3 separate regions of the Homo sapiens genome follow, and regions 2 and 3 are each linked to region 1. A link is an interaction called in ENCODE POLR2A ChIA-PET data of the cell type or tissue named here. Cell type or tissue: GM12878. All regions are shown on one strand. Links, peaks and the distances in the headings refer to the core of each region. The heading gives the core; the rest is flanking DNA. Region 1 overlaps MLLT3 (MLLT3 super elongation complex subunit). Region 2 has its middle 15 kb from the start of MLLT3. Region 3 has its middle 28 kb from the start of MLLT3.

Region 1 (4,000 bases), core at 1-4,000:
CATTCACACAGGCACAACCCCAGCCATGCTAATGGTCATAAATGCAAATGCTATCCACTACTTTACTCTTTCTTCCTTGGGAGCATTTAATTAGCATTAACTCTTAAAACAAAACAGAAAGGTTAAATCCCTTCTCTCCATTTATGGAAATTAATAATAATTTCCATTGCTGTAACTAGACAGTGATAAGAGTCCCATCTAACACTTTGCATGTTACGTTAGTTAACTTGACTTTTTTTTTTTTAAGCTCGATTTCTTAGAGAAAATCTCTTGAAAAATACCCTTGCACAGACATGCTCCAACTTCTTTCAGTCTTGAATAAATTCAGACTGGGACTCACCATTGGAGAGCCAAGACTCTTCATAAAACAAGTTCTTAGACTCTCTTGGACAGTTTTTTTAATCCATTTGCTTTGAGCAGTTTTATCTGGAACCTGTGCACACTCTGCCTATAATGGTTAGTCCTGAAGAAGACCAAGGCTGCTAATCAAAAAGTGACTAGGGATGGAATGACTTGAAATATAATATAGTTTTCCTTTCACATAGGCATGGCTTATCAATGTTTTCTTCACACACTCCTTCACAAACATGGCTAGAGGTAAAGCCTTGAAATAAAGCAGTCAAAATTCATTTTTGTATAAAATATTTACTGTATTAGACGTAGCATTCTAATCATACACAGCAATGTGTAAGGAGAGCACCCCTCCCTCCAGTTCAGAGGAACTGAACCAGAACTACAACAATTTACACAGGGCTAACCTGCCTAACCACCTGAACAGAAAAGCCTCTGTCAACATATTTTGTTTTTAAACCTACATTATATTCCAAACAAGCAATGCATGCCAAGCTACACTGCATTTGGTAATTTGTACAAAAGGATATTGCCAAATTCCAATACAAAATGACTATGAACACACCCGTTTATTTTGGTGCTTCTTTAAATTCCATTTATCAGTGGATTCATTTATAGTTTAGGACTGCTGAACGAACCTTTCAAGACCATGTTTCTTTTTGGAGGATAAACTCAATCTGTCTTAAATATAGCAAAGTTCAACAATTCAGACATTGCTGTTTCTCAAGTTCTTTGATACACAGGTGAGAGTGGTAAGTTAGTGTTTATTTTAGGATCATTTATGGTAAGTGGGAGTGGGAAGAGATTTTTAAGCAAGAAATTACATAAACAAAATTAAAGAGGTGTTAAACAAATTCTTTCTTTCCCTTTAGAAATTTAATTTACATACTGACAATGTAAACACCATCCACAGCAGTACTTTGATCTGCTAATTACAAAACATTTTTATCTTTTCATTAAATCAGGAGTTCTAAGAGGCCACTTTAATGACTTAAAGGGCAACGTAAATAAGTCTTCCCTAATTCACACCAGAAATTCACTTGGAATTTTTTTTCCCTTAAACTAAAGGATCTATGCAATTCTTTAACTCTTGGGATGGTTGACTCCTGTATAGTTGATTAAAATATTCAACCTGTTTAGGCCCCTGGCAGCCAATCAGAGACTGGACTTTGAGGATTCCATCCACAGTTGATGAAGCACCTTAAACTACCTCTCATATAAGATGCAGGAACACTATGCAATTCTATCAGGTACAAGGAAAACATTTAAAATTCAACATTTCTACAGAGCTAATCCTTCAATTTGGTAAGAGGAATACCATTACCTCTGGCTATTTCTCTAAGTGATCAACAACAACAACAGAAATGCATTTAAGGCTCTATATCACTATTTAAGGAGAGCAACCCTCTCTCAGGTTTAAAAGAGCCTAACCTTTTCTCTCCTATTTTTGAAACCACAGAACAAAGTTCTATATCTGATGCTCAATCCAGCCGCAATGAAAAATATTTTTAATTTTTTATATTAAATTATTCTCCTTACAAAACTAAGGTGAATCCAAAATACTCTTTTAAAAAACCAATAAGCTGTACTTTTTAAAGCAGTTTTAGGTTTCAGAAAAATTAAGCAGAAAGTACAGAGAGTTCTTACATATTCCCTCTCCCCACTCTACCTGGCTCTCATTTTCCCCTATTATTAACATCTTGCATTGGGGTGGTACATTTGCTACAACTGATAAACCAACATTGACACACTATTAACTAAAGTCCATCCCTTACATTAGGGTTTTCTCTCTCTGTTGTACGGAAGTTCTATGGGTTTTGACAAATGTATAACGTCATGTAACCACTCATAACAGTATCAAAAAAAGTAGTTTCACTGCCCTAAAAATCCCACCATGTTCTACCTATTCGTCCCTTCCTTCCTCCCCACCAAACCCCCAGCAACCACTGAACTTTTTATTGTTTTCATAGTTTTACCTTTTTCAGAATGTTATAAAATTGAAGTCATATAATATGTAGGCTTTTCAGATTGGCTTCTTTCAATTGGCAATATGCACTTGTATCAGTCCTGTTTCACCCTGCTGATAAAGACATACCCATTTCATGCTGCTGGGAAGAAAAAGAGGTTTAATTGGACTTACAGTTCCATATGGCTGCGGAGGCCTCAGAATCATGATAGGAGGTGAAACACACTTCTTACATGGCAGCAGCAAGAGAAAAATGAGGAAGAAGCAAAAGCAGAAACCCCTGATAAACCCATCAGATCTTGTGAGACATACTATCGTGAGAATAACACAGGAAAGACCGGCCTCCATGATTCAATTACTTCCCCCTGGGTCCCTCCTACAACACATGGAAATTCTGGGAAATACAATTCAAATTGAGATTTGGGTGGGGGCACAGTCAAACTATATCATTCCACCCCTGGCCCCTCAAAATCTCATGTTCTCACATTTTAAAACCAACCATGCCTTCCCAATACTCCCCCAAAGTCTTAACTCATTTCAGCACTAACCCAAAAGTCCACAGTCCAAAGTCTCATGTGAGAAAAGGCAAGTCCCTTCTACCTATAAGCCTGTAAAATCAAAAGCAAGCTAGTCACTTCCTAGATACAATGGGAGTACAGACATTGGGTAAATACAACCATTCCAAATGGGAGAAACTGGCCAAACAAAGGAGTTACAGGGCCCATGCATTCAAATTTTAAAGCTCCAAAATGATCTCCTTTGACTCCAGGTCTCACATAGAGATCGTGCTGATACCAAGAGGTGGGTTCGTGGTCTTGGACAACTCTGCCCCTGTGGCTTTGCAGGGTACAGCCTCCCTCTCTGCTGCTTTCATGGGCTAGTGTTAAGTGTCTGTGGCTTTTCCAGGAGCACTGTGCAAGCAGTCGGTGGATCTACCATTCTGGGGTCTGGAGGACAGTAGCCTTCTTCTCACAGTTCCACTATGCAGTGCCCCAGTAGGGACTCTGTGTGGGGGCTCCGACCCCACATTTCTCTTCCACACTGCCCTTAGCAGAGGTTCTCCATGAGGGTCCCACCCCTGCAGCAAATTTTTCCCTGGGCATCTGGCATTTCCATACATCTTCTGCAATCTAGGCAGAGGTTCCCAAACCTCAATCCTTGACTTCTGTTGCACCCACAGGCTCAACATCACATGGAAGCTGCCAAGTCTTGGGGCTTCCACCCTCTGAAGCCAGACACCAAGATGTACGTTGTTCCCTTTCAGCCATGGCTGGAGCAGCTGGGACACAGGACACCAAGTCCCTATGCTGCACACAGCATGGGGACCCTGGGCCCAGCCCACAAAACCACTTTTTCTTCCTGGGACTCTGGGCATGTGATGGAAGGCGCTGCCATGAAGGTCTCTAACATGGCCTGAAGACATTTTCCCCATGGTCTTGGGGATTAACATTAGGCTCCTTGCTACTTATGCAAATTTCTGTAGAGGGCTTGAATTTCTCCCCAGAAAATGGGGTTTTCTTTTCTATCACATTATCAGGCTGCAAATTTTTGAAACTTCTATGCTCTGCTTCCCTTTTAAAACTAAATGCTTTTAACAGCACCCAACTCATCTCTTGAATACTTTGCTGCTTAGAAATTTTTTCTGCCAGATATCCTAAATCATCTCTCTCAAGTTCAAGGTTC
Region 2 (11,289 bases), core at 6,917-10,916, 58 kb after region 1:
ATGGTACAGATTTTTTAGTGAGACACTCAAGGCTTTGATTTTTATTTTATTTTGGAGAGAATGGGAAGAAGTTGTAATTATTCTAATTAAAATGGCAATAACCATATTAGTGGATGAAATTGTTTATTGATTCTATTGATATAACATATTCAACAAATACAAAACAGAAAAGAATAACTAGTTTCCCTAACATTATAGATGTATTTCACAAATATTACTGTATACCTATTATGTATAAAGCACAAAAAACTAAATTCTGCAACTTGAAATAGAATTCAACAGAAAGTTAATTTGGATGGAGCCATATTGGTTAAAGGAAAGAGATAAATGTAAGAAAAGGCTGGGTACCGTGGCTCATGCCTCTATTTCCAATAGTTTTGGAACTATTCCCAACTACTCAGGAGGCTGAGGCAGGAGGATCCCTTGAACCCAGGAGTTCGAGGACAGCCTGGGCAACGTAGTAAGACTCCATCTCTAGAAAAAAAAAGAAGTAAAAAGGCACAGGTAAGAAAGACTTCAAAGTATGTAGAGAAATAAGAAAATCTGTTAAAAGGCAATGTTGAAAAACTTGCAAGTACTTAGTTTTTGAGTTTTGATCTGTTTCCTAGCATAAGTCTACTCATTAAATAATGAGAAACAATATGAATAAAATAATATAGGCACAGTTTGAATTTAATAACAATTTAGAAATGGAGAAGCAAGGGCATTTGTCATTACACAGGATTCTGTCATTACTAATGAATTTTGTCAAGGTTAAGGTACACCAATCCTCATTTTTCCAGTTGGGATAAATCAGAACATTCCTGATTCTGGTTTTACCATAGCAGGAGTCTTTAGCTTCATTCTTTTCCCCTCCACTCCAGTATTTTATCATATTGGTTGTTTTGAAACGCTGCTTTGTGTTTCATGGGTTGAAATTCTGAAAAATTAGATCTGAAGGTAATTGCTGAGGCTTTATGATTTAATTTTACATGTTTGGAGACGAGTTCATTGAACTTACAAGCAGATAAATGAAAAATGCTACAAAATGGCATTAAATCAGTCTTAGCATTTTTTTCCTTTTAAAATATTGACCTAAATATATATTGGCTAAACTTCTCCTTAATGTCAAAGATAAAATGATTGAACTCTCGGGTATAAGCAAGCCCACTTGGCAAAACTGGGGAGCAGAAGTAATTCTGAGCCAAGCACATGTCTCAAAAAGGAAGTTCTTTGACACGAGAGGTTGTCTCCAACTGGCAGAGTTCAGGAATAGCAGACTTGCCCAAAATAACAATTTTGAGCCATCTTACTCTATTGTAGAAATAGAAAAAAAATCATTTCAAAATAATTTTTCATTAAGCTAATAGTAGAAAATGTATTTAACTTAAGAATAAAGATGGCCCAAAGTAGCTGTTAAGTCAAAGGTAAAAACAACAATATTTTTAGAACCCCAAAATCAGTTTTCATGTTTGTTTGCTTTTTCTTTCAGTGAATACATATAGTTTTCTAAGTACTCATTCTCTCTCAGATAATAAAACTAAAAGCCTGGCCTTTTTGAGTCATGAAAGTTCTCATCTACTAGTCACTTAAAAGCCATTTTTAGAAAAGAATGTGTTTTGCAAAGAATAAAACCATAATAAATGGAGGACATATACAAGAAGGGGGAGGGAGAGAATTAGTTATAGACTATGATTGTTTACTAAGTAAAAAAGTCTCTACATGACACAAAATTATCTTTGAGAACATGAAGTAGTAATTGCAAAATTATGTCACGCTGAAATTACCTAAAATTATTCTGGCAAGACACATAAACATGTAAAACACCAGTCGCCTTTATCTGCAAGGTTTAAAAGAAATGTGTTTATGAATAAAATTCCATGGCTAAGACAAAGGATATGAGGTGGTGGCTGGAGAACTGAATTGAACCTATATCCTATAGTGTTTGAACTGAACAAAATTTTTGGCTTATTTATTTGTTTAAGGTAGTGGATAATATGTCAAGTTTGGAAAATGTTACATAAAAATTCGAATTCCCTGCTTCTCCTGGGGAAAAAGTAAATCAGAAATCTGGCCACCCAGGGCTTACCTATCCAGAAGACTCAGCTGAAGCGGAGTTCAGGCTACCCCCTTAGACTAGGTACTCCTCCTCTAGTTGTCCACAGTTCTGATTTCCCCAATTTACTCATTTACTCAAGCAGCCCAGCTCTTGAGGCCCTTTCTGTGGTAGTGAAGATAATCTCATCCTTAGGGTCCTGTTGTTGATATAGAACAGATGTGGGTAATGTATGGTGGGCGAACTGTGGCCAGGAAGTCGAGTCAGACTCTAAGTCTGTTAAAGAAAAACTTTTACATCTTTGAATAGTTGAATACAATTTTTAAAAGGATATTTCATGACAAGTGAAAATTATTTTAAAATTCATATTTCAGAGCCTATAAATAAAGTTTTATTGAAACATAACAAAGGTCGTTAGTTTTCATATATCTATGGCTGCTTTTGTGCTACAAGGATAGAATAGAGTGGTTGCGACAGAGACCACATGGCCCACAAAGCCTAAAATGCTTATCCTTTTCAAAGAAAAAAAATTATTCAATGATACCTATTAAAGCACAATAAGGAAGACTTTACTCAGCATCATTGAGACAGGTACAGGAACCACTACAACAGAGCCTGGCAGTGGAGGCGGAAACTGGGTTCAACTCCAGATACATGGGCAAGTGGAAATTCGTAGTCGAGGAGCAGGGTGTGGTTGGATGGAAATCACTAAGAGGAAACATCAGGGGCAAAAGTGAGTCTGGCTAAACCGACCTAACAGGATTTTTGTTGAAGGCAGGCCAGGGTGACCAGACATCACCTGGAGGATGGTGGAGGATGAGAAGCCTGATCAGATATTGAGATGGTCAGATTCCAAGGGTAGGGGTTCTTGCTAAAACTGAGTTTAATTAGGAAGTGCACAAATGGGCCTAGGAGAAGGTTCAGCAGACTGACTAAAGTTTGGCCAAGCAAAAAATCTTTGTCAGTATCTGGCCTTTATGGGAAAAGTTTGCTGACCCAATCTAGAACAGTGTTGTTCAAAGGTAATATAATGTGAGGCACGTATATAATTTTAGATGTTCTAGTAGCCATATTTTTAAAAAGCAAGATGATAAAATTAGTTTTAATAATGTATTTTGTTTAACCCAATATAACCAAAATATCATTTCAATTGAAATTAATTTAAAAATTATTATTGCTATCTTTTACATTCCTTTTCATTCTGCCTTTGAAATTCAGTGTGTATATACTTGCAGTTGTGAAAGTTATCAGTATGAAAATGGAGTCACTAATATAAAACCCTAACTTAATGGAGCGGGGATGCCGTGAAGGAGGGGTCCTCACACATGTATGCCTATAATGGGAACTATGCAAGGAATTCCTCGAAACTGCAGTAACCTGATTTCACAAGGACCCTTGCCTAACAATGGCTATTTCCACCAATAAGCTAACAACTCCAGCAACACGACCCTGTAATCAATGGTCTTTGTTTCAAAATGACTTATATGGACATTTATTTTGCCTTTAAAAGCTTCCCCTTTGCCCCAATTCTCTTGGATGCACCTATGTTTTTCATAGCACATGTATCCCTCATTGCAATCCCTTGCTACTCCTGAATGAACTCTTTGCTTTGTAGAGTTGGTCTCTCACTGATTTTAGGTTGCCACAGTGTATCTCCAATAGGATTAGCCACCTTTCAAGGGCTCAATAGCTAAGATGGTGCTAGCATGTTGGAAGGACATCACAGATTTAGAATTTAAGAATATTAGACGGCAATAATTTAGCAAATAAATTAAATAAATTATGATTTCTTACACAATAAAGAACTCAGAGGTGTAGGAAAAAGAATAGGAACAAAGTCCCAAAGACTTCTAGGCTTAAGGGTGAAAGAGGGTTGGGGTGGGGAAAGTGAAAGTGGGCTATGAGAGATAAGGCTGCCTAGCTGAATAGACTAGCCAATGGGAGAAGAAGAGAGGATTTTTAAGAAGTATTGGAGGTCTGTGAGTCCTTTTCATGAGGTTCAAAGAAAACCTAAAGGTCTTGGTATTTAAAAATATTTATGTTCACATAGCATTCATTTCTTGTCAAAAGAACTGCTCTGGATTTGAACCACAAGGGATTCAAAAACTTTTTTTTTTTTAAAGCTTCAGACTATTAACAAATATTTTAAAGTAGGAGGCTTTTAGTCAAAAGGTTGTAGGCTGGGAGATACATCTGTGATCCAAAGCTTTCTCATTTCCATAGAACATGGCCTGAATACTTCTTGCCTTCTCTAGGACTGCCCATACCCCTGCTTTGAAGGAGGGATGGCTAATCTGATGGGTGAGGGTCTGACATTCATTGAGTCTTTCACTTCTGGTGAAAGTTTCCAGTAATTAATAGCCACCGGCCCAAGATCTCTTTTCCCTCCACACTGTCAGCTGCAACACAGGCTCTGCTTTTGCATACCCTCTCTGGTGGCAACAGACATATAATTCCAATACAATACAGTCATTGTTAAACAGGGCTCTGATCAAGGTAGAGTAAGAGCAGAAAGGAAAGAGGTGCAGGGTTTGGAGGAACTCGTTCACAATTGGACATCCTCCTTTACTATCCACATCACTTTTTAGTCATGCTATTTTGTAGTTCAACATTACTATGGTGAAGTTATTTTGAGTATGTATTGTTTTATGTGAAAATTAGATGGTAAAAACTCACTTAAACAGTATATACATATAAATGTGTAGATAAATAAGAATTCACTTTTGTAAACCCCTAAGATAATGGCAAAAATTAAAAACATTGCTTGGACAATGCGATTATGCCCAGAAAAAAACCGTGTCTTCCATAAGTTTTTGATTTAACACACACTTATATATGTCAGACACTGTTGTAAGCACTTTACAAATATTAACTCTTATTCCAACAATACCTCCATAATGCTGGAATACTTTTACTTCCATTTGAGACCTGAGCTAGTAAGTAGCAATGTTCTGGGGTGACCACTGTCCTTGTTTTAGTACTGACAAGTCCTGCATCCTTATAGAACTCCTCAGTCCCAGCACAACCAGCATGGTTGGTCATCCTAAAATTCAAACCCTGGCAATCTAATTCCATACTCCAGGCTATTAACATGTTTTCTCTCTTATAACAGTGCAGGGATAACTCTAGTAAATATAGAAACACCATGTGTAGAAATGGACCAAACAAAAGCAACCCTGAAATCTGGGCCTGCTACAAGATGCTCTACTTATAGACGCTACAAGTAGAAATTCACCTTCAACTCACCTAGTCTCCCAATAAACACTCTGGAATGTACTAGGGTTGATTTGCATCAGTTGCTTGCAGCTGGAGAGCTGCAAGGCAATTGCAGAATCTTCAGAAAGGCAGAGGGAGGAGCAGGGGGATTGGAAATCCTCTGATAAAATGGCTTAGAAGATGACTCACTCTTCCTAAGTAGGACCCAGTGGCGAACTTGAAAAGTCTGTAAATCCAACTGGGAGTACTTTATGTTGTTTTCTGCTTTGTCTGACTGTTTCTGTACATTTATATATTCATGGCTATTAAATAAACTTCCGTTGTCTGTGTCTTTTGGCCTTTTCCTTTCAATCACAGTAACAGCCTTGTTGTGACAGCACCACACTAAGAAGACTCTGTCAAGGCAGGGAGCCCAGAGGACAGAGAAAATGGCTGGGTTGTCCCATGGGCAGATGTGAAAAATACCCTAAAACCTCCTTCATGTGGTGAAGGATGCAAGTAAAAGATAGGAAATATATCAGCAGGGCCTTTGAGTCTAAGCTTATGCAATCACCTCTCAAATCACTTGCTTTTCTCTTCCACCTTGGCATTCCAGGAGGAGCATCACTACTCTCCACCTGTCTTCTTCTTTGGCCAATAGTAGGTAAAAAAAGAGCCAACAACAGAGTAGGATTCCTCTCCCCCCAATTCATATCTCGCTTCTCCTATAAAAAGACATAGAGAGAGGAAGAAACAATAAATACTATTTAAATAAATGATTGTGCTTGGTTTCTTCCACCTAGATTTTGTGTAGAACTACTTGCTGTGAGAAAGTAAAAAAAAAAAAAAAAAAAAAAAAAGCCTAATTGAGATTTGCATATTCAAATACAAGACAAGGAAAATGCACCCAATCTGAGATGGGAGCTTAGAGAAAGAATAACTGAGGCATTAACACTTGAGATGATACTGGAGGGTAAGAGTTTATCACAAGGATGAGGAGAGGGTGTCACAAGGATGAGAATGAAATTGGGAGCAAACATTTAACAGATATTCTTCCTTCAGCCTGGAAAGACACTAGGAAGGGTGGGGGTGGGGGGGCACTGAGAAAGGAGAAGGTATGGCAAGCTCAGTAGCTATACTTATTCTAAGGTCTGACTGAAGGAAAGTGTTGGGAGATGAGGAATCTCCTCAGAAAGGGTATTCTGTTCATGCTCAACAGATTAAGAGTTTTCTATGCCTGACAAGAAACCACTGAAAAAATTTGAGCAGAGGTATGATATAATCAGATCACAGTATGAGAATATTTGTCACAGTCCTCAGGAACGTGCCATGCAAAGCCATGGTTACTGGCAAACTAGTTATTAAATGGACCAGAAAAAGAAAAACAAAACATTGAAGAGCTCTTCAAAAGGGAATATGAAACCAATGAAAACGATGAAAATATTTAAATATATGAAACAACATAAGTCAAAAAATGTTAAGGCTGGGTGCAGTGGCTAATGTCTATAATCTCAGCAGTTTGGGAGGCTGAGGTGGAAAGATTGCTTGAGGCCAGAAATTAGAGACCGCCCTGGGAAACACAGAGAAACCCCGTCTCTACAAGGAATTTTTTTTCTTTTAATTAGCTGGGCATGGTGGTGTGCACGTGTAGTCCCAGGTACTCGGGAAGCTGAAGTGGGAGGATTGCTTGAGTCCAGGAGTTTGAGGTTACAGTGGGCTATGATAGTGCCACTGCACTCCAGCCTGGGTAACTGAATGAGACCTTGTCTCTAAAACTAAAAAGCAATAAATAAATAATAAATAAATCAATAAATAAATAAAAAGAGAAAATAAAGATTTTAAACTATGTAAGCTAAAAATGTACTTAAGGATGAAGAAGAGATAGTTCACAGAATGAACAAATTCTTGACCTCAATACTGATCCAGTAAGGATCAGGGAGCATGCATTTTCCAAACTGTCTCCAACAATAGCAAATAATGGTCAATGGCTGGATATTCTAAACCAATGTAAAGTAATGTATAGAAAAGTCATAAGGACTGGCTTTTGGTCTCTGATTGCCTCACTAAATAGCACTTTATTTTGTTTTTTATTTTAAAAAGTAGAATGAGATTTGTTTTAATCCTTAGCATATATGTTTATTGGGCTTTCTGCAGGTTATTGACTTTTTTTTAGAGACAATCTCACTCTATCCCCCAGGCTGGAATGCAGTGCTGTGATCATGGCTCACTGCAGCCTTGAACTCCTGGGCTCAAGTGATCCTCCCACCTCAGCCTCCCAAATAGCTGCCACTGCAGGTGCATGCCACCACACTCAGCTAATTTTTTAAAAAGATTTTTGTAGAGATAGGGTCTTACTATGTTGCCCAGCCTGATAGGTTTTTATTTATTTATTTACTTATTTATTGTCATAGGGTCTCACTATGTCACCCAGGCTGATGTACAGTGACATAATCATGGCTCACTGCAGCGTCAACCTCCTGGGCTCAAGTGATCCTCCCAACTCAGCCTCCTGAGTAGCTGGGACTACAGCCATGCACCACCACACCTGACAAATTTTTGTATTTTTTGTAAAGACAGGGTTTTGCCACGTTGCCCAGGCTGGTCCCAAACTCCTGAGCTCAAGCGATCTACCTGTCCCAGCCTCCCAAAGTGCTGAGATTACAGGTGTGAGCCACAGCTCCCAGCTCCAGGCTGGCAGGTTATTGACTTAAAATTTCAATTTTTACATTCTTTCCTAATGTTTCATCACAGTTTATTTTCTAAAACTGATATTCTATATATGGTTTTATTTAGTTTAATACTTGTTCATTGAGAAATATTTCTTGAATGCCTATTTTTTTTTCCTTAGGCCCTAAGGAACCAATAATTAATAAAGACAGATGGACAAATCTGGCTGCTGTCTTTATGGAGTTTACAGTCTAGTGGAAAGCAAACAATTATAATGTTATATGTGTAAAGAACATGACAGAAACTCAGCTTGCCTACCCAATATTTATTCGCCACATCTTTCTTGTGAAGAGAATCCCAGCTTAGTTAGGGGTAAGCAACATGCCCAATTGTAGCAGATTGTATTTCCCCAAAATGGCCACAGTAATATTTTGTTTTTTGTTTTTTTTGTTTTTGAGATGGAATCTCAGTCTTGTCGCTCAGGCTGGGGTGCAGTGGCACGATCTCGGCTCACTGCAACCTCCGCCTCCCAGGTTCAAGCTATTCTCCCGCCTCAGCCTCCTGAAGTAGTTGGGATTACAGGCATGCGCCACTACATCTGGCTAATTTTTGTATTTTTTCAGTAGAGACGGGGTTTCACCATGTTGGCCAGGCTGGTCTCAAATTCCTGACCTCAAATGATCCACCTGCCTCGGCCTCCCAAAGAGCTGGGATTATAGGCGTGAGCCACTGGGCCCAGCCCACAGCAATATTTTGGTCCACTTGCTCTTCCATACCTCGCCACCCCCAGATCAAGTTGTAAAATCGACTTCTCTTCCCCTTTAACCAGGCAGACCTTTGTATTTTCCACAATGAATAGAATACAGCACAAGTGATAATGTGTGACTTCCAGGTCATAAAAGGCGATATGGTTTCTACCTCAGTCTCTCTTGGGACCCTCACCCTTGGGACTCAGCTATCGTGGTGTGGGAATCCAAGAACCCACATGAAAAGCTCATGTGTAGGTGTTCTAACCACAGTTCCAACTGTGTGAGTCTTCTTGGCCGGCAGCCAGCAACAATTGCCTCTAGGCTGATGCCAAGTGAAGCAGAGACAAGCTGTCTCTGCTAAGCTTTGCCCAAATGGCCTATTTGTGAGAAAAACACATTTTCATTCTAAGCCATTAACTTTTGAGTTGGTTTGTTTCACAGTAATAGAAACCTGGAAGATCTGCTTAAAAAATTGCTTTACCCAGCCTTCCTGGCAGATTGGTTAGGCATGTGACATAATTTTGACCAATGAGATAGAAAGAGAAGCCCATGGGTGAGGCTTCTGAGAAAGACTCAGCAGATACATGACTGTAAGATCTGGACCCTTTGTTCCTCCTTCTGCCTACGGCGCAGTGACAGCTAGAGCTCCAGCACCATTTTGTAAGAATGAGAACAAGAGCCACACTTTAAAGATTCCAGGACAGACATGTAGAAAAGGTGCTCAGCATTTTTAATCATTAGGGAAATGCAAGTGAAAACTGCAATGAGAAATCATTTCACACTTCTAAAAGGACAAACATTAAAAAGATTGACACACTAGATTTTGATGTGGATGTGGAACAAGTAGAATTTGCATACATTTCTAGTTGGAGTATAAAATAATACCAATCTTTGATAAACTGTTTAACAGTTTCTAATAAAGATAAAAATATACCTATTCTATGATCCATCTGGATTCAACTTCTAGGTGTTTATGAAACATAAAGACATATCTTCACAAAAAGACTTACGTAAGAATGTTCATAGTAGATTTATTTGTTATAGGCCAAAATAGGGAATAGTCCGTATGTCCACCAATATGAAAATTGGTAAAATGGATAAATTGTGCCACATATACTACATTGGAATACTGTTCAGTAATAAAATAAGAATGAACTACTCATATATGCAACAACATAAATGAATCTGAAAAACGTTATGTTGAGCAAAAGAAGCAAAATACATGAATATACATATACTATCTGATTCTACTTACATGGCATTCCAACACATGCGAAACCAATGAATTGTGGTAGAAATTAGAACAGTAACTGCATTTTAGAGGAATTGACCAAAAAGGCACAAAGGAATTATTTGGGGTGCTGGAAAAGTTCTACTTTGGAAACCAGTTGGGATATTGGTTACCCAGAGGTATACAGTCATCAGAATTCATCAGACTACTCACTAAGTTATGTATACTTTACTAGATGTATATTATAAAACATTAGTTCACTAAAAATAAATATGGTCATACTTTTCAATGGCTTATTTACTAGTGAGATCCACTGAAAGGAGCTATGACTTAAATATTATTGATTTGCTGTGATAGCTAACTTACAGCAGCAATGTTTAAACTAATACTAGGAATGAAAATATTTTGGTGACCAGGTCTCACCTACAAGTAAAATACTATCTCCAATTCGTTTACCCAAAACAAATATATTCTATGTTCTACATCAAAACATGTTCAACATGTTTTATTTCTCCTTTTCCCAAGCTAAGATAACCATAACAAGGTTATTTAGGCAAATCCCCATACCAGCAACTGACAGGGTTTCTTGATAAAGGTGATATCTCAGCTGAGATCTGGGTTACAGAAGGATTTATCAGCCAAAAAGGAAGAGAGAGAACAGAAGTAAAATGAAGCCCCAGGGACAAGGGAAAAATACACACACACACACACACACACACGCACACACACAGGAGAGAGAGAGAGAGAGAAAGAGAGGTGGAGAGACAAGCAGGCAGTCAGAAACAGAGAGATAAAGAAACTGAAAGATGGTCAGTGTCCATTGAAAAGGCTTAAACAACTATCTAAACAGGAGAAATAGTGCTTGATTGAGAAAGAACACAGAGAATCTTGAGAAGTATCTTCATCTGGATGGTGGTTAAATGGGTATGCACATATGTAAAACCCATTAAACTTTACATTTATATTAGCACACTTCACATATTTACTGTACATATGTTATACTTCAATTTCAAAAACAGAGAGGACTGAGTCCTAGACGACAGTTAAAAGGAGGTATGTGGAGAAAAGTGGCTAGAATGGAGATCTGTTTAGGTGGTAGATTTGATTAGGCCTGGTGACAGTTTGGATGAGAGAGGGAAGAATATAAGTATGAGACACCTTCACTTCTGAGTTGGGCAGCTGGTTGAATAATGGTGCAAATAACCTAGATAGGAAGGAGGAAAGTTTAGGGAATGCGGAATGGTCAGCTTTGGACATGTTAGGGTTCTGAATAACATCTAAATAGAAAAAGCATCTTTGTTAGTGTGGCTGGTAACACAGGAGCGCAGTTAAATATTTGTGGAATAAATAAATGCTCAGTAAACAGTTGAATAACTAGGTGTGAACATCAGGAGAGAAATCTGAAGTAATGA
Region 3 (11,289 bases), core at 649-4,648, 65 kb after region 1:
TGGACTAGAACCAACTGCAATGAATCAAAGCAATCAGCACCTTTTACCCAAAATTATACAGTAGGTTAATCTAGCAAAAGGAAAGAATACACATTTCAGGCCAGGGTCATTATGTTAGTCAATTATCTTTTTGTGCAGGGGACAGAGACTAAGGGATCATAGGGGAGGATTTATTGGAAAGGTTCTGAGATAGCTCACAGATTCTGAAGAACCAGGGCCGTTTTAGGGCCTTCAGTGACTACAACCAGAATCTTAATGCCACCTCTTTCTTCCTACTGCCTTCTTTCCCTCTGGCTGTCAGCTTTATGCTTCTTGCATATGTACACTTCTGAGAAAAGGGGATACATTTTATGCCTTTAAAGGTTCTAGAATGGGAATCTGGGTCAAAGAATATGGATCTTTTACAAAGTTCTTGATATGTTGCCAAATTGCTTTCTAAAAAATACATACTGGTTTAGACTCTTAATAGGAGTGTACGATCATGCTTATTTTTGAAACAACCTCACCAGCCTTAAATTTTGTATTTTCATAACTTTTCTAGTAGAATAAAATGATATATCATTGAAATTGTTAACTTTTTGTATTATAGCAGTAAAAGTGAATTGTTTCACATATTTATTGGTATTTATATTTCTGCTTCTGAGATTTGTCTGCACATTGTACTTTTTTCCATTGAAGTTTCAGTGTTTTCATTATTGATTTAAACTACTACATGCTTTTTGTCAGATATATTGAAATATTTTTCTACTTTATAATTTACCTTTCATGTTTTGATGGCTTCTGTTGTGTAGACTCGAATTTTTCATGTAGTCAAATATCCGATGTTGATTCCTTTGTGGTTTAGGCCATTGATTTTATACTTAGACAATTATTCCTTCAGCTCAAGAACAAGTAAATAGTTCCCTAAATAAACTCCTAGTTTTTTAACCTGCACTTTGGCAAACTTTTGCCATATTTCAGGCACATGTTTTAGTAGTCATTGGTTTGTCTTACAGTGAACACTTTTCACATTTAATATCTGGAATTTATTTTAGTATATATTGCAAGTTGACAATTTAACTTAAGTTTTCACAGTTAACCAACGTATTGAATGATTTTTCCTTTACATATTGCAATGTGATGTCAACTTTATTATTTACATCAGTTTTATAAGTAAGAGATAGTATATATTTCTGGCTATTTATTTTGTTTCAAAGATATGCTCATAAACATTTACACTAGTAATACTGTGTTTTATGTGCTGTTTTAATGTCTGATGGGGCAAGTTCTTGAATTAGGACTCTTTTGGTTAAAAGAAAGAAAAACTTATTTAAGTTACTTTAAGAAAAAGGGAGAATATCCATGGACCCTGTGCCCAGAGGCAAGGATCTCTTTGACAAGGAGAGAGAGCTACAGAGCCACTCCAATTGCATCCTTTTAGCTGGGAGAATGCTTAATAGCTGTTCACTCTTCCCCTCACCAATTTTCCTTTTTTTTTTTTTAATTTCCTCACTCTTTTCTATTTTTTTTTAAGCTAATCAACTGTAGAATCACCGTTTCAAGCTCCAAAAGGTATCCTATTTGGATTTTGATTGGAGTTGCATTAAACCTATAAATTAATTTGAGAAGAACTGACATCTTTATAATAGTCATTGCTACCCAGGAACGTGTGAGGACTTCCCATTTATTCAAGTCTTCTTTTATGACCTTAAGTAAAATTTTGTAGTTTTACTTATATAGTTCCTGTCCATTTCTTGTTATGGTTATTCTGAAGTATTTATATCATTCATTTCTAAGCCAATTACAATCTGACTTCTATCTATTAATCTTAATTCTTTTGTTACTAAAAAAAAGAGGGGGGAAGTAGCGGAAATTATTTGAAGGACATTAAGGAAGCTCATAGAATTAAGTGAATAGAATTAAGATTCAAAAAAAGGTGGGGCAGATATTTCTCTTTCACAGGAGTGCATGCGCCTGCTCTCTCTCTCCATTGCTCATGTTTCATCTCTACATATCTCTGTATATTTACTTCATTCTGATATTTCCATCATTCAGAAGGAAAAAAAGATGTTTTCTCATTAGTTGCAGACAGAAAAATTCCATGCAAATGTTCAGATTGGTCTAGCTTGGGTCATACGCCTTCTTTTTTTTTTTTTTTTTTTTTTTTTAATGAGACAGAGTCTCACTATGTCTCCAAGGCTGGAGTGCAGTGGTGTGATCTCGGCTCACTGCAACCTCCAGTTCCCAGGTTCAAATGATTCTCCTGCCTTGGCCTCCCAAGTAGCCGGGACCACAGGTGCACGCCATCACACCCAGCTAAATTTTTTGTATTTTTAGTAGAGAAGGGGTTTTACCATGTTGGTCAGGCTGATCTCGAACTCCTGACCTCAAGTTATTCATCCACTTCAGCCTCTTAAAGGCTGGGATTACAGGCATGAGCCACTGTGCCCAGCCATATGCCTACTATTGAATGCTGCCTATCTCTACAGCCAGGAAGATGTGATGCTATAATTAGCACAACCTGAATCATGTGCCTGCTCCTGTGGACAGAGAAGCAGGATTTGTTGCCAGATGTAGAAGAGAAAGGCATTCCGGGCAGACAATAGCCACGGCATCCACTGACATTGTTGCTGTCAAATTTGCCTGTGATCACCTTTTTGCTAATTACAATGAATACTTTTCAACTCTTGGAATTATTTTAGTCTCTGAAGACTTTGATGCTGTTGACAACTTCTTGAAATTCCCTTCTCCTTTTGTTTTAGTAATGAATTTTCTTGTGTTTTTTCCTCTCTTTAACTCCTGCTGTTCATTTTTATTCCCTTTTTTAGAACCTTTTTTCTTTTACTCACCCTTGTTATTGGTTTTATCCAGGCTTCCATCTTTGATTTATTTATCTTCTCCTTCTAGAGTACATTATTCTGGATTATCTCATCTAATCCTATGGCTTCAATTATAACCTGCCCATGGATGATTCTCAAATCTCTTCCTCCAGGCCAGCTCTCACTTTGCGTGTTTAGGCTCAGCCTCTAGTAATAAGGAACTCACTGATTTAGCTACAAGGAAAAATGGGGGGTTGAACTATCTCTTGGCCACAGGAGACACTGAACATATTGTTAATACTCTAGAAACTGTGTCCTATAAAATAGTTTATTTTTAAATCTCTGCTATTCTTGAACACTTTGTTGTGCTTTCAAAGGAAGAATGTTTTCTCATTATTTGTACTTCATTTCTAATGATCTGATAGAAGCCAGAACAAGGCATAATAATTAGAAAAAAATGCTGGAATGGGTATCTAACTCAGGATTACGGTGGGGATCCAGTGAGATAATTGATACATGTAAAAAGTATTTGATAAGTCATAAACAGCCATATATTACCAATTTGGACCAAACAAGGTACCCTCTCTCTCTAAGAGATCCTGAGTGATTTCATTAGTCATTTAAATTTAATTTGATGCACAATGAATAGTCATAGTATATAAAATACATCTATTTCAACCCCAAAGCCAGCATCATGTTAATGGGAAACATCTGGAGAAGTCCCATTAAAATCAGGAGCTAGGTGAAAATATCTGTCACCTCTATTTGACACTATTTTGGAGACAGTAGCCATCACAAGAAAGGAGACAGAAATGAGAAGTATAAAAAGTGGAAAGGAAGAGGGCAAAATTATAATTATTTGTAAATATTACTATTGCATTTCTGAAAAACTTGAGATAACTGAAAAATTACTACAGATGATAAGACAATTCAGTAAGTTGGCTAAGTATAAAATTAGCATACGGAAATGAATAGTCAATTCATTAACGTGTATTAACTGTTAGTTTAGAAGATATAATGGACAAAAAGATTCCATTTACAAAAGCAATGAAAATGTAGAAAATCTATTTGAAAAAAAAACAAAAACATTAAGCTGCAACTAAAGTCTCAAAAGAACTTTGAACAAATGGAAAGACATAGCATATTCTTGAACAGGAAGACATTATCACACACAGATTGATCCAATAAAAAGACAAGATGTTTTTATTTCAGCCAATCAAATTCTAAAGCTTATATTTAAAAATAACAAGCAATAGTATCTAGGAAAATGTAGGAAAAGCCTAGAGTGTGAAGGTCAACTAGCTTTTTTATATCTTAAAAAGAATCAGTGGAATAAATGAGAATATTCAGAAACAGAATTTAGTAAATTATAAAATCAGCCTTTTGAATCAGTGGCAAAAAAATGATTTATATAAAAATACTATTAGGACTACCAATAGACATCTAGAAAATATAAGAAAAATAAATTTGGATCTGTATCTCCTAACTTACCTCAAAACAAATTCAAGTTGGCTCAAATATTTACATGTAAATAAATGAAAACATAAGAGAGCTAGAAGAAAGCTCTAAAGACTTCCTTTTAAAAAAATTGGGGGATGGGAAAGCTATTTCTAAATATGTCATAACATTCAGAAGCCATAACAGAAATGATTTAAAAATTTGATTGCATAAAAAATAAAAATAAAGTTCTGCAAGATAAACAAAAAAGTCAAAAGACAAATGACAAACTTGGAAAAATATTCGCTAGTTATAACATAGGCAGGTGCTAGTCTTTCTAATACAGAGAGAGCATTTGAAAATCAGTAAGAAAATGACCAAGCTGGGCATGGTGGCTCACACTTGTAATCCCAGCACTTTGGGAGGCCGAGGCGGGTGGATCACCTGATATTAGGAGTTCGAGACCAACCTGGCCAACATGGTGAAACCCCATCTCTACTAAAAATACAAAAAATTAGCCAGGTGTGGTGGCAGACGCCTGTAATCCCAGCTACTCGGGAGGCTGAGACAGGAGAATTGCTTGAACCTGGGAGGCATAAGTTGCAGTCAGCCAAGGTTATGCCATTGCACTCCAGACTGGGCAACAAGAGTGAAACTCTGTCAAAAAAAGAAAGAAAGAGAGAGAGAGAGAGACAGAAGGAAAGAAAGAAAGAAAGAAAGAAAGAAAGAAAGAAAGAAAGAAAGAAAGAAAGAAAGAAAGAAAAAGAGAAAGAAAGAAAGGACCTTTAGATATATAAAATGATGCTCAGTCTTATTCACAAAAACAGAAATGCAAATTCCAATGGCTGGAATATCATTTTAAAGTTATTGTATTAGCAAAGATATAAAGGTTTGATTAGACAGTGTGTTCTCATACATTCCTAGTTGAGTGTAAGTTGGCAATTTGCCATTATCTCACAGAATTAACAATGCAACTCAACAGCTTTCCTCCTGGGAATTTATCCGAGACTTTATTCACTCATGTATGAAATAGATTACTCATTATAGCATTGTTTATAATACCAAAAGATTTCACCCATAGAGTGTATACATAATAATGTATCCCTACATTGGGATACAGTAGCTATGGGGATCATCTTTATGTGATACAGGATGATCTCCCTGATCTAATGTTATTCAGAAAAAGCAAGGTGCGGTAAGTATAGTATACTATCTTTTGTTTAAACACAGGATGTAAAATAATGTAAATTGTGTTTTATGTATAAATTATCTTCAGAAAGATACATAAAAACTCATATTAGGTGCCTCTAGAAAAGGAAACAGTATAACTGGATTATAGCCATAGAGAAGAGCTTTCTTACTTTGTACCCCTTTTACACTTTCTGTTTCATGTGAATGTATATAATTCTAAAGTGTAAATATAATTAAATTTTAAAACATTACCCCATTTTCTCATTTATACAGCAGTTATTTGCTTATTATAGAAATGATAAAATAACTCTAAGGCTGCAACCTAAATAATGATTTTGTCTGAAGCAAAATATGAGCTTGGTGCTACCTCATAAATGGCAGCACAGTACAAAAGTCCTGGAGGGCAGAAAGTGGGAGGACTGGGAGGTAGAACAGAAGTCACACTTAAGGCATTAGTCTCCCATTTGGGAACTCAAACACATAACGTGGATTTTCCAATACCAGACTTAGTTATCTTCAAAAGTTGTTAAACTAATGTCCCGATGTAACCAATATCTCTTTGAGATATAAGCATGAAACAGTTCTATGGCTTCCAAAAACTACCACCACTGTGCTCAGTTGAAATGCTCTTTGTCATTGACTGGCTTTCCTCATCAATGTCTTATCCCATAATGATTAGTTACTCTCAAATATTTATTTATTTATTTATTTATTTATTTATTTATTTATTTATTTATTTGAGACAGGCTGTCACTCTGTCACCCAGGTTGGAGTGCAGTGGCACAACTGTAGCTCACTGCAGCCTCAATCTCCCAGGCTCAAGTGATCCGCCTGCCTAAGCCCCCATTGACCATCCCGCAGCTCCCCACCTCAACCTGAGTAGCTGAGAGTATAGACACGTGCCACCACACCCAGCTGATTTTTGTATTTTTTGTAGAGATGGAGCTTTGCCATGTTGCCCAGGCTGGTCTTGAACTCCTGGCCTCAAACTATCCTCACGTCTAGGCCACCCAAAATATTGGAATTACAGGTGGGAGCCACCGTGCCTGGCCTACTCTCAATTATTAAAGTCATCCCCTTTAGGCTGTAAAGTGCTGTTTGCTTTAGTTTATCTTACAATATTTACAATTCTTTTTGTACCACATGACTCAACATGTACAAAGTGCAAAAAGGCTCTATAAATTAGCCAGGTGTTTTGGCACATGCCTGTAATCCCAGCTACCCAGGAGGCTGAGGCAAGAGAATCACTTGAACCTGGGAGGTGGAGTTTGCAGTGAGCCTGGATTGTGCCACTGTACTCCAGCCTGGGCAGTAGAGCGAGACTCCATCTCAAAAAAATAAACAAAAAAAAGCCTCTATGGTGAAGAGACTTCTTCCCATCCTTTACTCACAGATCTTTCCTTTACTCTTGGTTATGAAGGTTATGCAGTGCACAACTCTAGAAGGCTCGATACACTTTGCATTTATAACAGTATTTCTCAACATTTGATGCAATTAAAAAATAATTGAGAGTCCTCTTTAAAGGTAGATTATGATTCAGTAAGTCTGGGATAGAAGCTGAGATTCTGCATTTCCAAAAAACTCTCAGGTAATGCTGATGCTGCTGGTCTGGAGACCACACCTTTGAGTAGCAAGAGCCTATGTAATTGATGCCTCTGGAAGGTTGTAATTCCATCATGTGTGGCCTTACATGGAAGCCCTACGTTGTTTGCCTCCCCCAAGGTTTGCAAGTTTTATTTTATTTTATTTTATTTTATTTATTTTATTTATAATGGAGATGAGGTTTCTTTCACTATGTTGTCCAGGGTGGTCTCAAACTCCTGGGCTTAAACAATCCTCCTACCTCAGCTTCCTGAGTAACTGGGACTACAGGCATGAGCCACCATACCCAGCTCCCAAATTTTCAATATTCTTCCAAACATGTTCTACGTGTATGTAAGCATATACATACATAAATATATATTTAATTATATACACATATGATAGCATATTACATACATTGTACTACATTTTGTTCTCCACCCATTACCCTTCCCCAACTTAATATGACTTGGAGCCTGTTCCATACTGGTAAGTGTAGAGCTGCCTTGTCTTTTTAGTGATAAAATATTATTACATTGCACAGTGTAACTGTCCTTTAGGAAATGAGTTTTCAAATGGCAGGAAAGCAGGCGACCCCTCTGACACGCTTGGTCTCAGCTCTGCCTCCCTCTCCCTCTGACACTTGTCTTCTTGTTCCAGCAGCATCTGGCCTGACACATCTATCCCACCTCTCCCCCATTGAAGAGATAAAAACGGGAAGACATGGTTACACCACAGTTCTGTACTTCCCTGAACAGATGACCAAGATTAGTCAAACCTTGTATGTAAGTGTCTGGTGCTACAGCCGGCAGTTTACTGACTTAATATATTGCATCTGTTTTCAGCTATGGGGTCCAAGAATATATAAAAGATACATCTAGGCCCTGTTCACCACCATTTTACATATACTAGTTATGATCCATTTGGCATACCTCTCTCCATTTTTTTTTTAAGATAGGATCTTGCTCTGTTTCCCAAGCTGGAGTGCAGTAGCATGATTCCAGCTCACTGCAACCTTGAACTCCTGGGCTCAAGTGATCCTCCCATCTCAGCCTGGAGTAGATAGGACTATACCCAGATAATTTTTTTTAATTATTATTTTTTGTAGATGTGAAGATCTCACTGTGTTGCCCAGGCTCATCGTGTAATCCCGGCTTCAAGCTATCCTCCCACCTTGACTTTCCAAACTTTTGGGATTACAGGCATGAATCATTGCACATGGCCATGTTATATTTTATATTCACCATTATTATATTATAATTATGTTATAATTATAATATTTTATATATATAATATATATTTATATAAAATATATAATATTATATATATAATTATTTTTATAATTATATATAAAATATAATTATTTTTATAATTATATATAAAATATAATTATTTTTATAATTATATATAAAATATAATTATATTACAATTCACCATTTTATATTCAGTTATTATTACTATTGGTGGGGTGAAAGAAGAACTATATATTTCTTATGTTCTTTCAAGAACCTTTACTAATCTATTTGTTAGTAATAGCATTGATAAATTATTACAGAGAGATGGATAAATCATGTGCCAATGGGCTAAAATATGGATAGGGCCAGATTCTAGAATGGCTCTATTAGTAGTAAAATTCTGGTATTCAGAAAATCCTTTAACTTTGCAGTGCCCTAGTATAGAACCATTAGCTGAGAAACAAAAGTATACAGAGAAAAGAGTTAAGATTACTAAGGTACAGTATTATTTCTCATTCATTATTACCTTTTAATATATTAACTCTGGAAGTTTTTTCAATCTGATGGTTTATCATTTTGGCTGATTAGAAGCATACCTTGGACATATTACAGGTTCAGTTCCAGATCACTGCAATAAATATCAGAATAAAACAAGTTACAAGAATTTTTTTTCCCAGTGCATGTAAAAGTTATATTTACATTATACTGGAGTCTATTGAGTTTGTAACAGTATTATGTCTAAAAAAAAGTACTTACCTTAATTAAAAACACTTTATTGCTATTAATAAAACACAATATTTATTAATATATTACTAATAAAAATGCTAATAATCATCTGAGTCTTCATTGAGTTGTAATCTTTTTGCTGGAGGAGGGTCTTGCCTCAACGTTGATGGCTGCTGACTGATCCGGGTGGTGGTTGCTGAAGGTTGGGGTGGCTGCAGAAATATCTGAAAACAAGACAACAATGAAGTTTGCTGCATCAATTAACTCTTTCTTTTGCAAAAGATTTCTCTGTAGCATGTGATGCTGTTTGATAGCATTTTACCCACAGCAGAACTTCTTTAGAAATTGGGGCCAATCCTCTCAAACCCTGCTTTCTTTGCTCATCCATAAGAAGCAACTCCTCATCTATTCCAGTTCTATCATGAGATTACAGCAGTTCAGTCATCTTTAGGCTCCACTTTCTTTTTTTTTTTTTTTTTTTTGAGACATAATCTCACTCTGTCGCCCAGGCTGGAGTGCAGTGGCAAGATCTCGGCTCACTGTAACCTCCGCCTCCTGGGTTCAAGCGATTCTCCTGCCTCAGCCTGCTGAGTAGCTGGAACTACAGGCGTGTGCCATCACGCCCGGATAATTTTTTGTATTTTTAGTAGAGACGGGGTTTCACCGTGTTAGCCAGGATGGTCTAGATCTCCTGACCTCGTGATCCGCCCACCTCGGCCTCCCGAAGTGCTGGGATTACAGGTGTGAGCCACCCGACCCTAGGCTCCACTTCTAATTATAGTTATCTTGCTATTTCTGCCACATCTGCAGTGATTTCCTCTACTGAAATCTTGAACCCCTCAAAGTCACCCATGAAGGTTGGAATCAACTTTTTCTAAATTGTTCATGTTGATATTTTGACCTCTTCCCATGAGTCACAAATGTTCTTAATGGCATATATAATGGTTAACCCCTTCCAGAAGGTTTTCAATTTACTTTGCCGAGATCCACCAGACAAATTACTATCTATGGCAGCTGTAGCTTTACAATAACGATAGTAATAATAAAAGAGTTGAAAACTGAAATTACTTCTTGATCCGTGGGCTGCGGAATAGATGTCGTGTTAGCAGGCATAATAGTAACATTCATCTCCTTGTACATCTCCATCACAGCTCTTGTGTAACCAGGTACATTGTCAGTGAGGATGAAAGGAATCTTTTTTTTTTTTTTTTTCCTGAGCAGTAAGTCTTTACACGGGGCTTAAAATATTCGGTAAACCATGCTATAAACAGAAGTGCTGTCATTCAGGCTTTGTGATTTCACTTATAAAACAGTGGCAGAATGGATTTAGCATCATTTTTAAGGGCCCTAAAATTTTCAGAATAGTAAGTATGCATTGGTTTCAAATGAAAGCCATCAGCCCCTAACAAGAGGGTCAACCTGTCTTTTGAAGCTTTGAAGCAAGGCACTGACTTCTCCTCTTTAGCTATAAAATTTCTAGATGGCATATTCTTTCAATGGAAAGGTGTTTCATCTACACTGAAAATATGTTGTTTAGTGTTCCTCCTTCATCAGTGATCTCAGCTAGATCTGGATAATTTGCTGCAACTTTTACATCAGCACTTGCAGCTTCACTTTGCACTTTTATGTTTTGAAGATGACTTCCTTCTTTAAACTTCATGAACCAATCTGCTAGCTTCTAAATTTTCTTCTGCACCTTCCTCATGTGTCTCAGCCTTCATAGAATTGAAGAGAGTTAGAGCCTTGCTCTGGATTAGGTTTTGGCTTTAGAGAATGCTGTGGCTGGTTTGATTTTATATCCTGACCGCCAAAACTTTCTCCGTATCAGGAACGAGGCTGTTTTGCTTTCTTAGCATTCATGTGTTCACTGGAGTAGCTCTTTTTAATTTTCCTCAATAACTTTCCCTTTGCATTCACAATTTGGCTAACTGATGCAAGAGGCCTAGCTTTCAGCCTACCATGGCTTTTGAGATGCTTAATCGTTTTTAGCTTTTGATTGCTAGTGAGGGATGAGTGACTCTTCTTTTCACTTGAACGTTTAGAAGTCTTAGGGTTATTGGTCTAATTTCAATATTGTTATTTCTCAGGGAATAAGGAGGCCTGAACAAAGGGAGAGAGATGGGGGAATGTCTGATCTGTGGAAGCGTGGAACAATCAGGACACACACAACATTTCTCAATTAAATTCAAGTCTTCTAGGGTGTGGTTTGTGGTGCACCAATGCAATTGCAAGAGTAACATCAAAGATCACTAATCACAGATAGCCATAAGAGATAAGACATTTTTTATTGTGTCTATTAAATTCTTCTCTCTTTTTTTCTT

What was found. Peaks named below come from ENCODE experiments on the same cell type or tissue, not always from the same donor. Only the 100,000 strongest peaks of a DNase experiment are listed, where the experiment ranks them.
Region 2: POLR2A ChIA-PET joins it to region 1 with 5 read pairs; 2 of 35 experiments call an interaction of 5 or more read pairs at or near these places.
Region 3: POLR2A ChIA-PET joins it to region 1 with 6 read pairs; 2 of 35 experiments call an interaction of 5 or more read pairs at or near these places.

Annotation. Positions count from the first base shown.
Region 1 is chr9:20,580,130-20,584,129 of GRCh38, forward strand. The region is part of intron 2 of MLLT3 (MLLT3 super elongation complex subunit); the gene reads right to left. Among named protein-coding and RNA genes, the nearest start is that of MLLT3, 40 kb to the right of the region's middle. In GM12878, for the core only: no CTCF peak of the experiment used is centred there; a DNase peak (open chromatin) is centred at 2,212; H3K27ac peaks cover 399 bases.
Region 2 is chr9:20,631,696-20,642,984 of GRCh38, forward strand. No RefSeq gene overlaps it. Among named protein-coding and RNA genes, the nearest start is that of MLLT3, 15 kb to the left of the region's middle. In GM12878, for the core only: no CTCF peak of the experiment used is centred there; a DNase peak (open chromatin) is centred at 8,916; H3K27ac peaks cover 1,320 bases.
Region 3 is chr9:20,644,387-20,655,675 of GRCh38, forward strand. It overlaps a transcript of FOCAD not described here. Among named protein-coding and RNA genes, the nearest start is that of MLLT3, 28 kb to the left of the region's middle. In GM12878, for the core only: no CTCF peak of the experiment used is centred there; no DNase peak of the experiment used is centred there.